3 separate regions of the Mus musculus genome follow, and all the other regions are linked to region 1. Evidence: chromatin contacts called from ENCODE Hi-C or POLR2A ChIA-PET data. All regions are on one chromosome and are shown on one strand. The core of a region is the stretch at or near the end of the contact, and the rest is flanking DNA. Distances in the headings are between cores, read along the strand shown.

Evidence for each region. Hi-C counts contacts between places; a loop is a spot of excess contacts on that map. ChIA-PET counts read pairs that join two places held with the same protein, here RNA polymerase II (POLR2A).
Region 2: POLR2A ChIA-PET joins it to region 1 with 15 read pairs in Patski. The contact joins the promoter of Lpar2 here to the promoter of Zfp963 in region 1. POLR2A ChIA-PET finds 5 or more read pairs at or near these places in 3 of 5 experiments (Patski and embryonic stem cell).
Region 3: POLR2A ChIA-PET joins it to region 1 with 28 read pairs in Patski. The contact joins the promoter of Zfp964 here to the promoter of Zfp963 in region 1. A Hi-C loop is called at or near these places in 2 of 37 maps with a recorded cell type or tissue (mouse embryonic stem cell and mouse trophoblast stem cell). POLR2A ChIA-PET finds 5 or more read pairs at or near these places in 4 of 5 experiments (Patski and embryonic stem cell).

The regions. Positions count from the first base shown.
Region 1 is chr8:69,748,584-69,752,560 of GRCm38, forward strand. Zfp963 (zinc finger protein 963) reads right to left here and starts at 1,379. Exons shown (of 4, transcript NM_001200023.1): 1 at 1,249-1,379. The coding sequence starts at 1,251.
Region 2 is chr8:69,821,120-69,825,137 of GRCm38, forward strand. Lpar2 (lysophosphatidic acid receptor 2) reads left to right here and starts at 1,446. Exons shown (of 3, transcript NM_020028.3): 1 at 1,446-1,592; 2 at 2,435-3,176. The coding sequence starts at 2,444. Gmip (Gem-interacting protein) reads left to right here. Exons shown (of 21, transcript NM_198101.1): 21 at 1-751.
Region 3 is chr8:69,652,745-69,656,487 of GRCm38, forward strand. Zfp964 (zinc finger protein 964) reads left to right here and starts at 1,812. Exons shown (of 4, transcript NM_001177527.1): 1 at 1,812-1,852. The coding sequence starts at 1,850.

The DNA of each region.
Region 1 (3,977 bases), core at 129-2,628:
ACAAGAAGTCCATCTTCCAGTATAATAGCAATGAGCAACTGAATGGTTAGCAATTTCCCCGAGTATGTAGCACCACAGCTCAAAGGAGACACAAAGAGAAGCATATACTAAATTTCACAAAGATCCTTGGATGAAGATAAATTTCTTTTTCAAAAATGAATCAAGCCAGGCACGGTGGCACAGGTCTTTAATTCCAGCACTTGGGAGTCAGAGACGAGGGATCTCTGTGAACTCAAGGCCAGCCTGAGCTACATGGCAAATTCCCATACAGCCAGGAATACATAGAGCAGTCACTCTAAACCTTCCTAACGCTGCGGCCCTTTGATACATTTCCTCATGTTGAGGTGACTCCCAACCAAAAAATTATTTTTGTTGCTATGTTATAATTGTAATGTTGTAACTGAGCAGTATCTCAGTTCCTAAAGCCATTGGGAATTAGTGTTTTCTGATTGTCTTAACCGAAAGGTAAAGAACCACTGACACAGAGAGATCCAGTGTCCAGAAAAAAGAAAAAAAAAATCAAATAAGAATATGCACTGGCCTAGTAAATAGAAGACAACACCAAGATGTTGCTTTCCTCAATTTACACTATAAATTCAAAACACAATCCCAACAAGAATGCTAACATCTTGTGTAACAGCAGAAAGCCGTTCTAAGGTTTATATGTAAAGGGGGAAAAAAAACCCTCAACGTTCCAGACAATTCTAAATAAATAGTACACAAATAAAAGATTTTATCTTTACAAAGAAATTTAATGATCATAATAGTGTACGAATATTTGGAAACTAATTTATCTACAAAACAGTATAAAAAAAGAACCTCACAAAATAGTCAATGTTCTTTTAAAAGAGCAAATTAAACTCAGGAGAGTAATTGTCTTCACAAATACTATCCAACATAGGCATAAATAAGCAAAAACTTAAGAGTTTACAACTCCCACAAAAGTATTTCAAAGTGGACTCTCCACCAATATGTGAAGACAACTCAGGGGAACCGGCAGGACCTTGAGTTCAGCAAACAGCCTCAGGGTACAACACAAAAACCACTTCGTGGCCGTGACGTCACCGACACGGAGGGCGGGGCCTCCCCTGCGGCGCCCTGAGCTCTGCGCAGACGCGGCCGAAGGGCGGAGCGACACAGCCGCAGCGACCTAGTCGCCGCCAACCGCAGCGGGCCTAACGCCGCACAAGCGAAGAGCTACCGATAGCTGCCACTCCTCTCCACCTGGGACAGCGGCCCTGCGCTCACCATGTCGCGGCTTCCGAGCTGCCCGTGCTCCCCTCACAGCGGCGGCCACAGCGCAGCACACGCACCCACGGGGCCTCCCTGAGCCACGGAGTTCAGTCTACAACACGGCGGACAGAGAAAATCCGCCTCCCACTGCCCTACCTCGCTCTTGATTGAGTGGTGTAAGCTTGAAGGCCCTGATTGGCTAGGTCCGCCCAGCGACTGCTGATTGACAGCAGGAGCTGAAGTGATGACCAGGCAGTCTCTGCCCTGGACTGCCTGCCTTTTACTCCAGCATATGGTCAGGAGAATTTACATTGACGCAGAACTTGTTCTTGTTCTTGGAGAGCTGGGCCCTGCTGTCTCAGTGAACTCGGCAAGCACTTCCTAGTCTAACAGGGTACCAGATGGTTCTCGTAAGCAGTCCAGTTACCAACTCAGTGTCTAATACAATGGCCCCTGTGCCTCAGACCTAGGAGGCCAGTCAGACCACTCTGGTTCCAGTTGATACTGAGAGGTTGAGAGCACATGCTGCTCTTCAGAGGACCCAAGTTCAATTTCCAGAACCCACATCGGGTGACTCCAAACTGTCTGCAAATACGGCTGCTTAGAGAACCCAGGACCACCAGTCCAGGGATGGCCCCAGCCACAATGGGCTTTCCCCCCATTAATCTCTAATTTTTAAAAATGACCTCACAGGCTTGCTTACAGCCCAAGCTCATGGAGACATTTTCAATTGAGGCTCCCCACTCTGATGACTCAAGCTTGTGTCAAATTGACATAAAACTAGCCTGCACAAATAAACATACCCAATGCAAACAAACAGACAAAATTAGAGTTGATAAAAAAAAAAACAGGAGCTGGAGAGATCGCTCAGTGATTAAGGGCACTTGCCTGACATAGTTACATTTCTGTTGCTATGATAAAACTTCATGATTGAAGTGACTTATAAAACAGTTTAACCAGGCTTAGAGGTGCAGTGTGTAACAGTCCATGCTGGTATTGTTAAGGCTTGGCCACAGGCTGAGGACTCACACCTTAATCCACTGAGAATGGCACAAGTCTTTTAAAACCTCGAAGACCACCTCCACCACCAAGGCTGCACCCAATTCTTCCCAAACAGTTCCATCACTGGGGACCAAACACTGAAACATGGCCTATGGAAGCCATTCTCATTCAAACCACCTCCTTCCACTCCCTGGCCCCCATAGACCATACTATAATGCAAAATGCATTTGGTTCTCCGTCAAAAGTCCCCATAGACTTTCACAGTCTCAACATTATTTAAAGGTCCAAATATCTTCTAAGGCTCAAGACAATTCTCTCCTTGGCGGATGTCTCATGGCTCTAGGATCTCCACTGAAATCCAGGTTTGAATTCCAAAATGACTCACAATAGCTTCTCAGTACCTTCCATGCAGGGACTACACTGCCATACACTCTCCATAGTTACAGACTTGACTCTAAAGTCAGAACCACACAGACATCATGGCCAAATTCTGCTGCCTTCTTGGGATGGAGCCTGGCCCCACTGAATCACATTTGCAGCCGTTTTCCTTTGTCATGGTTTTGGGGAATAGAAAATTACTTGGGCTTTTCCTTTTTACATGTTAGAAGCTTAGCTGGGTAGGGTCTTGTCCAGAGGCACCTGTGGTAGTTTGAGTGGCAGGCCCCCATATGTTCATATACTTGAATGTTTGGTTCCCAGTTGATGGATTGTTTAGGAAGGATAAGTGTGGCCTCATTAGAGGAAGCATGTTGCTCAGGGTGGGCTTTGGGTTTCAAAAGCCAGCACCTGGCCCAGTCTGTCTGTCTGTCTGACCCAACTCTCTCTCTGGGTGTGGATGTGGGTGTGTCTGCCTGCCAGCCTGCTTGGTGGCTTGAGGTGGAATACAAGCTAACAGCTACTACTCCAGCACCACACCTGCCTGTTACCATGCTTCTTGCCACAATGACCACAGACTCTAACCCTTTGAACTATATATAATGTCTGAATTAAATGCTTTCTTCTATAAGTTGCCATTGTCATGGTTGTCTATTCACAGAAAGAGAACAGCAACCTCTGTTCTATGGACTAATATAACTATTTCCTTACATAGATTAGAACAAGACAATGAGGTCTTTATCCCAATACAAATTAGGTCTTGCCTTGATCTCTTCCCATCCCTGCCCTCTCTTGGTTGTTAGGCAGGGTTTCTCTGTGTAGCTTTAGCTGTCCTGGAACTCACGCTGTAGACCAGGCTGGTCTGGGATTCAGAGATTCACCTGCCTCTGCCTCCTAAGTGCTAGGGTTAAAGGTGTGCACCACTGCTGTTTTTTAAGGATTTATTTTCATGTTGTGTGTGAGTGTTTTGCCTACATGTATGTCTGTGTACCACATGTGTGTCAGGTGTCTAGAGAGGCCAGAAGAGGGCATAATCTCCTGGAACTGAAGAAACAGAGCTGCCCTATAGGTGCTTGACTTAGTAATATGTAAGCATCTCCTATGTGTGGTATTAGTTTTGGCAACATGGAACCTGCGAGATGGAGAAAGGCTGAGTACTAGCAGCATGTGGGAATGACACCTAAGTCCTCCGTAGGGGCAGCCAGTGCTTTCAACCTCTGGGTCATCTCCCCAGCCTTGGTCTCCTTTTCTCTTTCAGCACAAACCTTGTTTCCAACACTAATTGTTCTGACATTCTTTTTTTCTTGAAGCTATATATTCCATATTTTTTTTGGCCCCACTTGTTCTTTTTCACTGTAGACCTGTAT
Region 2 (4,018 bases), core at 196-2,695, 73 kb after region 1:
AGACACTTGGTTGAAGTGTCCCATCATCTCCCTGCCAGAGGAGATTTAAACAGCTAGGCAACACAGGTGCAGGTGTTTCGGGGTCAAGACTCAATGGTCAATACAGATCAGTAGATCCTTGGGGACTACCCGAGTCTCTGACCTCTGAGACGGGTGTCTTGACTATTTCAGTCATAATGGCTCCTGGCCCTACTACACTTGCAGCAGTAACAGACTCCCAAGTTAGCAGGTGGCTGCAGCCCAGCCCTGTCTCCTTTTAATTTGTTTGTTTGTTTGTTTGTTTTAAGCTAAGTCTCACTGTGTAGCTCTGGCTGGTCTGGAGCTCCCTTTGTGAGCCACAAATCCTCTGCCTCCCAAGTGCTGGCTAAATCTGTGTTCTTACAACCTCCAAATAAAACCATATCCTGCTGCCGGCAGGAGGGCTGACCGCAGTGGTGCTTGCTGTAAAGCCTCACATTTGTTGGACCTCCCAGAGCCACTTAGTGGAAGGAGAGAGCCCATCCCTACAAATTGTCTGACCTGTGCACATGCACAAATAAAAGAAAATTTTAATTTAAAAAAAAAAATCCGCTGGGCGGTAGTGCCACACACCTCTACTTGATCCTAGCACTCAGGAGATAGAGGCAGGAGGATCTCTGAGTTTTATGCCAGCCAGGTGTACAGAGAAAGTTCCAGGACAGCCAGGGCTACACAGAGAAACCCTGTTTCAGAAAAACAAAATAAAATAAGATAAATCTTGTCTGTTCTTGCACATTTGTCTTTGTGCTGGAATGCTGACAATAAGTCACCAGTAAGAGCAGCGTCTTTAACCCTTTATTAAGGGCCAGATGATGGAACCAAGGCTTCTAAACACACCCTGGGAAACCTACTGGCAATTAGTGTAGGGCCTGGAGCCCAAGATGAGTCACTCAGCTCAGTGTCCCTGATCCGGTTCTACACAATCAAATACAACTCGGTGCAGATAATCGGGACAATGGGGCTGTGTGCTGCGAACCGGGGGAGGTCAGGGGAGGAGGCTGCTGCAGGCTCGAGCCAGCGGCAGGCTGGGGCGAGACTTCGGGAAGCAAGGTAGTGCGGCAGCAGTGGGGCGAGGGTCCAGCCGGGAGATTGACCACGGAACAGTGGGGCGGGGCTTGCAGCTCGGTAAAGGATTGGACAGAAACGGGGGGGGGGGCGCCCGCAGAGCCCCCCCCCCCCCCGCTGTGGATCTTTTCAACTGCCAGGTGACTCAGCCCCAAAGGCGCGAAAGGGCAAGCACGTGAGATGTGCGGGGGGGGGGGGGGGGGGGAGTAGAAAGGGTGCCCCACGTGGGAAAAGGGGGCTGTGGGGAGGCGGTGAAATGACCACAGTTTCAGGAGATCACACTTCCGACGTGGGGGTGGGACTTTCCAGGGGGCGGGACACCCCCAAGGGCCAAGAGCTAAGGCAGGTGGGGGCGTGGCTTTGAGGTCCCGCCTCTCCCGCCTCCTCAGCCGGGGGCTCCAGGAACACCGGACGCTGCTGCGCAACCGCTCGGTTGCCCGGCCATGGGTCTCAGTCCTGCTTCAACCCACCGCGAGCCAGCCCCATCTGCCGCTTGACTGGATGTGCAGGTAAGACCAACACCAACCGGTTTAGGGTGGGTGCAGGCCACCGAAGAAAGCGAGGCGGGGCCCCCTCTTCTCCACAATCCTTCTCCTAGCCCAGGGTTGTCTGCAATACCCTCTTTTGTCCTGGAGGCCTTCTTGGCCCTCAGTCCCACCCAGGAATGGACTGCTTTCAGAGCTCTTGCGCGGAATCCTGCCTGTAACTCAACTTCTGGGCGGTCTCTGTCTACTCTGCTCGCGCTAAGTCCCCTCAGTGCCTTGGCATTGCCCTCCGGGTGTTGACCACGGACCTCGCTCTGGTGTGCACACACCCCCTGGCCTCTGCACTGTGCAAGGACCCTGGCACAAGTTTGATCTTCTTAAGGCTAACCCCAGCAGCTCACTCCGCCTTTGTGCTGCCCCAGCCAACCCACCCACGCCCATTGAAAACCACAGGTGTCCAACCCAGTCACGGATTAGTGGCACGTGGCACTGAATTGCAATGTGGATGCATTTGCTCTGGGTTCTTAAGATTTAAAAAAGAAAAGAAAAGCCGATCAGAAAACCGTTTTAAATTGTTATGCCAGCATTCAGCAGAGGCTAGTGGATCTCTGATTTTGAGGCCAGTGTGGTCTCAAAGCAAGTTCTAGGTCAGTTGGGATGCATCGAGAGACCCTGCTTTATGAGTAAATAAATAGAAATTGCTTTTTAAAGGTCACTTTGGCCTTCAGCACAGACTTCTTGCACAGAGGGCCTCTGATCCTGTAGGTTGCACTCACCCAATCTTGATTCTAGTCTCTGGCCACTGCTTTGTTCAAGTGCCCTTCCATCAGGGGCCACCTGCACTGATCTGTCTTCTGTATCCACAGGCAGCCATCATGGGCCAGTGCTACTACAACGAGACCATCGGCTTTTTCTATAATAACAGCGGCAAGGAGCTCAGCCTTCACTGGCGCCCCAAAGATGTGGTGGTGGTGGCCCTGGGGCTGACAGTCAGTGTGCTGGTATTGCTGACCAATCTGCTGGTTATTGCAGCCATCGCCTCCAACCGACGCTTCCACCAGCCCATATACTACCTGCTTGGCAACTTGGCTGCGGCTGACCTCTTCGCTGGCATGGCCTACCTCTTCCTCATGTTCCATACTGGCCCACGCACTGCCAGGCTCTCCATCAAAGGCTGGTTCCTGCGACAGGGCCTGCTGGACACCAGCCTCACGGCGTCAGTGGCCACACTGCTGGCCATCGCTGTGGAACGGCACCGCAGTGTGATGGCGGTACAGCTACACAGCCGCCTGCCCCGGGGCCGTGTGGTCACACTCATCGTGGGTGTGTGGGCGGCTGCACTGGGTCTGGGGTTGCTACCTGCACACTTCTGGCACTGCCTCTGTGACTTGGACAGTTGCTCACGCATGGTGCCCCTGTTCAGCCGCTCCTACTTGGCTGCGTGGGCCCTATCCAGCCTGCTTGTCTTCCTACTCATGGTAGCTGTCTACACACGAATTTTCTTCTATGTGCGTAGACGGGTGGAACGCATGGCGGAGCACGTCAGCTGCCATCCCCGCTACCGAGAGACCACACTCAGCCTAGTCAAGACGGTTGTCATCATTCTGGGTGAGTGGGTGCTCTGACAATAGCTTTAGGAGGGGACTTGCCATAGGACCCTGGGACCCTGAAGCAATAAGGGAGGGGGTGTTTCCCAAGCAGACTCCAAAGAGGTAAAAATGCCAGCCTACAAGAGGAGAAAAGGCTAGCCTCAGTTTTCACCTGTTTCTCAAAGGAAACCATTTATCGGTCTTTTTTGTTTGATTGTGTTTCAGGCAGAGTCTCATGTAGCCCAGGCTGGCTTCATGACCTTATCCTTATCTTTTTGCCTTTGTCTCTCAAGGGATAGGGCAGGCTAGCATTCTTGTAATCAGTTGCCATCCTCAGCCCTGGTTGGTTTTGTTTTGTTGTTTTGTTTTGTGAGATAAGGTCTCTGAGGCCCTGGTTGTCCTGGAACTCAATCTGTAGTCCAGGCAGGCTGGCCTTCAACCCAAAAAAGTTCTGCCTGCCTCTGCCTCCCGAATGCTGGGATTAAAGGTGTGGTTCACTACATCCCCAGCCTTTCTTCAGATTTATTTTTTATTTGTGCATGTGTGTTTGTGTGACTGTGAGATTGTATTTGGGTTTATGCAGATGTGTGCGGGTGCATGCTGAGGCTAGAGGCATCCTAGGCCCTTGGAGCTGAGAGTACAAGCAGTTTTGAGCTGTCTGATGTAGGTGTCGGGGATGAGACTCTGGTACTCTGAACCATTAAAGCCATCTCTCTCTAGCCCTGGTTGTTATTTTTGCTTACTTGTTTATTTGACTTTCTTTTGAGGTTGGGTATCACTGTATAGTCCAGACTGGCTTGGAGCTCACTTGGTAGACCAGGCTGGCCTCAAACTCACACAGATACATGCCTCTGTGCCCCC
Region 3 (3,743 bases), core at 562-3,061, 95 kb before region 1:
TGATGACCTGTGAACTGAACTGCAGATTTCCAGACAATGCAGATGGAAGGTTCTCCAAAGAACCTTTCTAAACAGGTCCACTTCTCCTGTATCCTTTCTTTTCCACTACCTCTGGAGGGTGGTGGGCTAGAAGGAAGGCTAAAGCATTTAAGAACCATCATTAAAAATAGGTTTTGAAAAAATTAAAGTTAAACACCACATGATTTAGTCTGAGCTAGCATATGTGATGGTGTGAGACAGTGGTCCTCACCCTTCCTAATGCCATGACCTTTAATAGTTCATCATGATGTGGTGATCCCCCCAACCATAAAATTATTTTCTTGGCTACTGTATAAACTATAATTTTGCTACTACTGTGAATCATAATGTAAATATGTGTTTTCTGATGATCTGATGACACACAGGTCAAGAACCACTGAATTGGACTGTCATTGTCCATTTCAGTATAAAGTGCATTTAGAGTTCACCAGTTACAGATAAGCAGTAGGTGCTGGGCATGTTTCTTCCAAGCGCTGGCTGGTACCGGCCCATAATGAGACTTGGAGTTACCCATGGTTTACTATGTAACTTAAATCATGATAAGGAAAAGAGGAAGCCTCAAATCCCGAGTTATTCCTTAGATAAGGCTTTGTACCCTAAGCCAGGGAGATGGGAAATTTGAGAAAATAGCAGAACTGGCCTGTGAGAAACAAAGAACAGAAATTTCTCCCCCAGGGGGACTTAAAAAAAAAAATCTTGTGCCAAAATTCACAGCCGTTTTTGCCTTTTCTCTAAGGTTCCGTGTCTCTCTGAAGAACTGAATATTTAAAACGCCTTCATTTTTCTCCAGTCGCTTGGAATTTGTTATTATCTTATTTCCAGCTGTGAAGTTGAGCACAGAGGACCAGATACTGGACTGAATTATAAGTTAAGAGTTGTAAAATCACAGTACAGATAGCGTCTTAATAACTCTACCAGAAAGAGCTGATGAGGAGCCAGTGTGTTCTGGCCTCTAACAATGACCAGACTTTGTGCAACTTTAACTAGCCCAGATTTTTACAATGTAGACCAGGCTGGCCTAGAACTCACAGAGATCTGTCTTTCGCTGCCAGCAGAATGAGTGCTGGGATTAAGGGGACTTGTACCAACCACCAAGCCCCACTTGACAGACCACTATCAAAAATTTTGGCTTCCGGGCTGGTGAGATGGCTCAGTGGGTAAGAGCACCCGACTGCTCTTCCAGAGTTCAAATCCCAGCAACCACATGGTGGCTCACAACCATCCATGACGGGATCTGACTCCCTCTTCTGGTGTGTCTGAAGACAGCTACAGTGTACTTACATAAAATAATAAATAAATCTTTAAAAAAAATAAAATAAAATAAAAGGAGCCAGGCAGTGGTGGCGCTCACGCCTTAAAAAAAAAAAAATTTTTTTTTGGCTTCCCTGAATAAAAATCCAGGTCCACGGAATACATCATACCCAAGGTCCTATAACAATTCTAGGTCTGAAGCAAGAAATCACTACACTGGACGTTGAGTTGGTAAATGCACTGTGGACACCAACGACCCAAGACCAATAGGAACTAAGCTTTTGAGATCACCGAAGACTAAAGTACCCAGCAAGAAGCAGGCAGGTCTGGCTTTTATGCAAATCTCTCCCGAGCTGAGCGAAGTCGGGCCCTAGCCAATCAGGGCCTCCAGACAAGCCATCCAATCAGGAGCGCCAGGGAGCGGTGGGAGGCGGGCTCCATCGCAATCCCGCTGTGCATTCCGCTGGGAAGCGGAGAAGGCGCAGCGGGTTCGGCCCCCTTCGCTGTGGCCACTGCGGCCCGTAGCTAAGGGGAGCGCGGCCGAGCTCGAAGCCGCGCCATGGTGAGCGCAGGGCCGAAGTCCCCAGAAGGGGAAGAGCGGCCGGCTGAGCCGCGGGAGCCGGGGTGGTGGGTCCTCCTTGGGACTGGGGGAGGGGTGGGTCCAGCGTCTGGGAAAGTTCGGCTTGGTGCGAAGATTAGAGTTTAAAAGGCGAAGCCGCGAGCTCCCCCCGGACGGATTGCGGCTGGCCAGAGGGAGCCAGGCTGGCCCGGAGAGACGAGGGCAGCACGCTGCAGAGCCCAGAGCACCCGCGTGGGCGGGGTCGCTCGGTGCTGAGCTGGTCTGCCCACAGCTCCTTCGACGGCGCAGGTTTCTCCTAGTGCGGGTTGTGACAGCTTAACGTCGCACTCACTTGTAACCCTGCGTGCGGGCTTCACAGTAAACCCGCAGCTGTTGGAGGAGAGGGGACAGCCTGGGCTGCCCCAGGACAAGGGAGAGAAACGTGGAGCGGGACTAGCGAGTAGACGAAGTGGAGGACCCCTGCCGTGCGCTGCAGCTCTCTCCTTCCCCCTCCCTCTCTCCTACTTAAATCAGCCTTATTTATTGGTGTGTGTCCCCGGTGTGTGTGTAGAGTGAGGAAGGTGTAAGGTCACAGGACAACTTTATGGAATGAGTGCTGTCCTTCCGCGATTAACGGATAGAACTCAGGTTGTCACAGAGCCTAGTATAGTTTATTTTTTCTTTTCTTAAAAAATATTTACTCCTTCCCACCCACAGTCTGGAAGTTAGATGCAACAGCTTTGCATAGCATGCTGGGTAAGTGCTCTATTACTCCTTAGGCCTATCTGCAGCTTTATCCTATCTTAATGATAATTGCTTTTAAGTCAGTTTTGAAGTTGTGAATCATGAATCTCTGCTTTGCTCTTTCCCAGGGCTGTACCCGTATTCTAACATCCTTGCAATTCCATGACTTTCCGCAGCAGTTTTCAGTCTGACCAGGTGTTCACTGGTGTTCCTTAGGTGGTGTGACCCTGAGTGTTTCAAGGCGCTTACCATCAAGTGAACAAGGTTTTCCTTTTAGAACTTAGATTCTTGCTGAGCTGGTTGGGAGTCACCTTTCATCCCAGTATTCTGGAGACAGAAGCAGGTGGATCTCTGTAAGTTCTAGGTCAGCCAGGTCTATGTCGTGAGTTCAGGCAAGTCAGGATTACATAGTGAGAACCTATCTCAAAAGGAAGAAAGAAAAAAACAAAATACTTAGGTTCTTGGTTCCTCCGAATCTCTCTGTGGGTGGCATCTTTTGCTGCCAAGCCCAGAGACCTGGGGTTAATCCTTATAAGCCACTTGGTAGAAGGAGAGAATCGAGAACCACAGAATTTCTTTGAACTCCTGTCCCTTCACCTCATACATGCATCATGGCAATGCATAGCCACACATGCACACAGAAAGGAATGGTTTAAAAAAAAAACTGATTTTTTTTAAAGCAAGCTTTGCAGTTTTAAAACTACAACTTTCTTTTTTTGTAGTATTTTTTATTTTATTTTTTTATTTACATTTCAAATACTATCCCCTTTCCTAGTTTCCCCTCTGAAAATCCCCTATCTGCTCCCCTCTCCCCCTGCTCCCCAATGCACTCCCATTCCTGGCCTAGGCATTCCCCTATACTGGGGTGTAGAGCCTTCAAAGGACCAAGGGTCTCTCCTCCCATTGATGAAAGACTAGGCCATCCTCTGCTATATATATAGCTAGAGCCACAAGTTCCACCATGTGTTTTCTTTGATTGGTGGTATAGTTCCAAGGAGCTCTGGGGGTACTGGTTAGTTCATATTGATATTTCTCCTATGGGGCTTCAGACCCCTTCAGCTCCCTGGGTACTTTCTCTGGCTCCTTCATTGGAGACCTTGTCCTCCGTCCAATGGGTGACTGTAAGCATCCACTTCTGTATTTGCTAGGC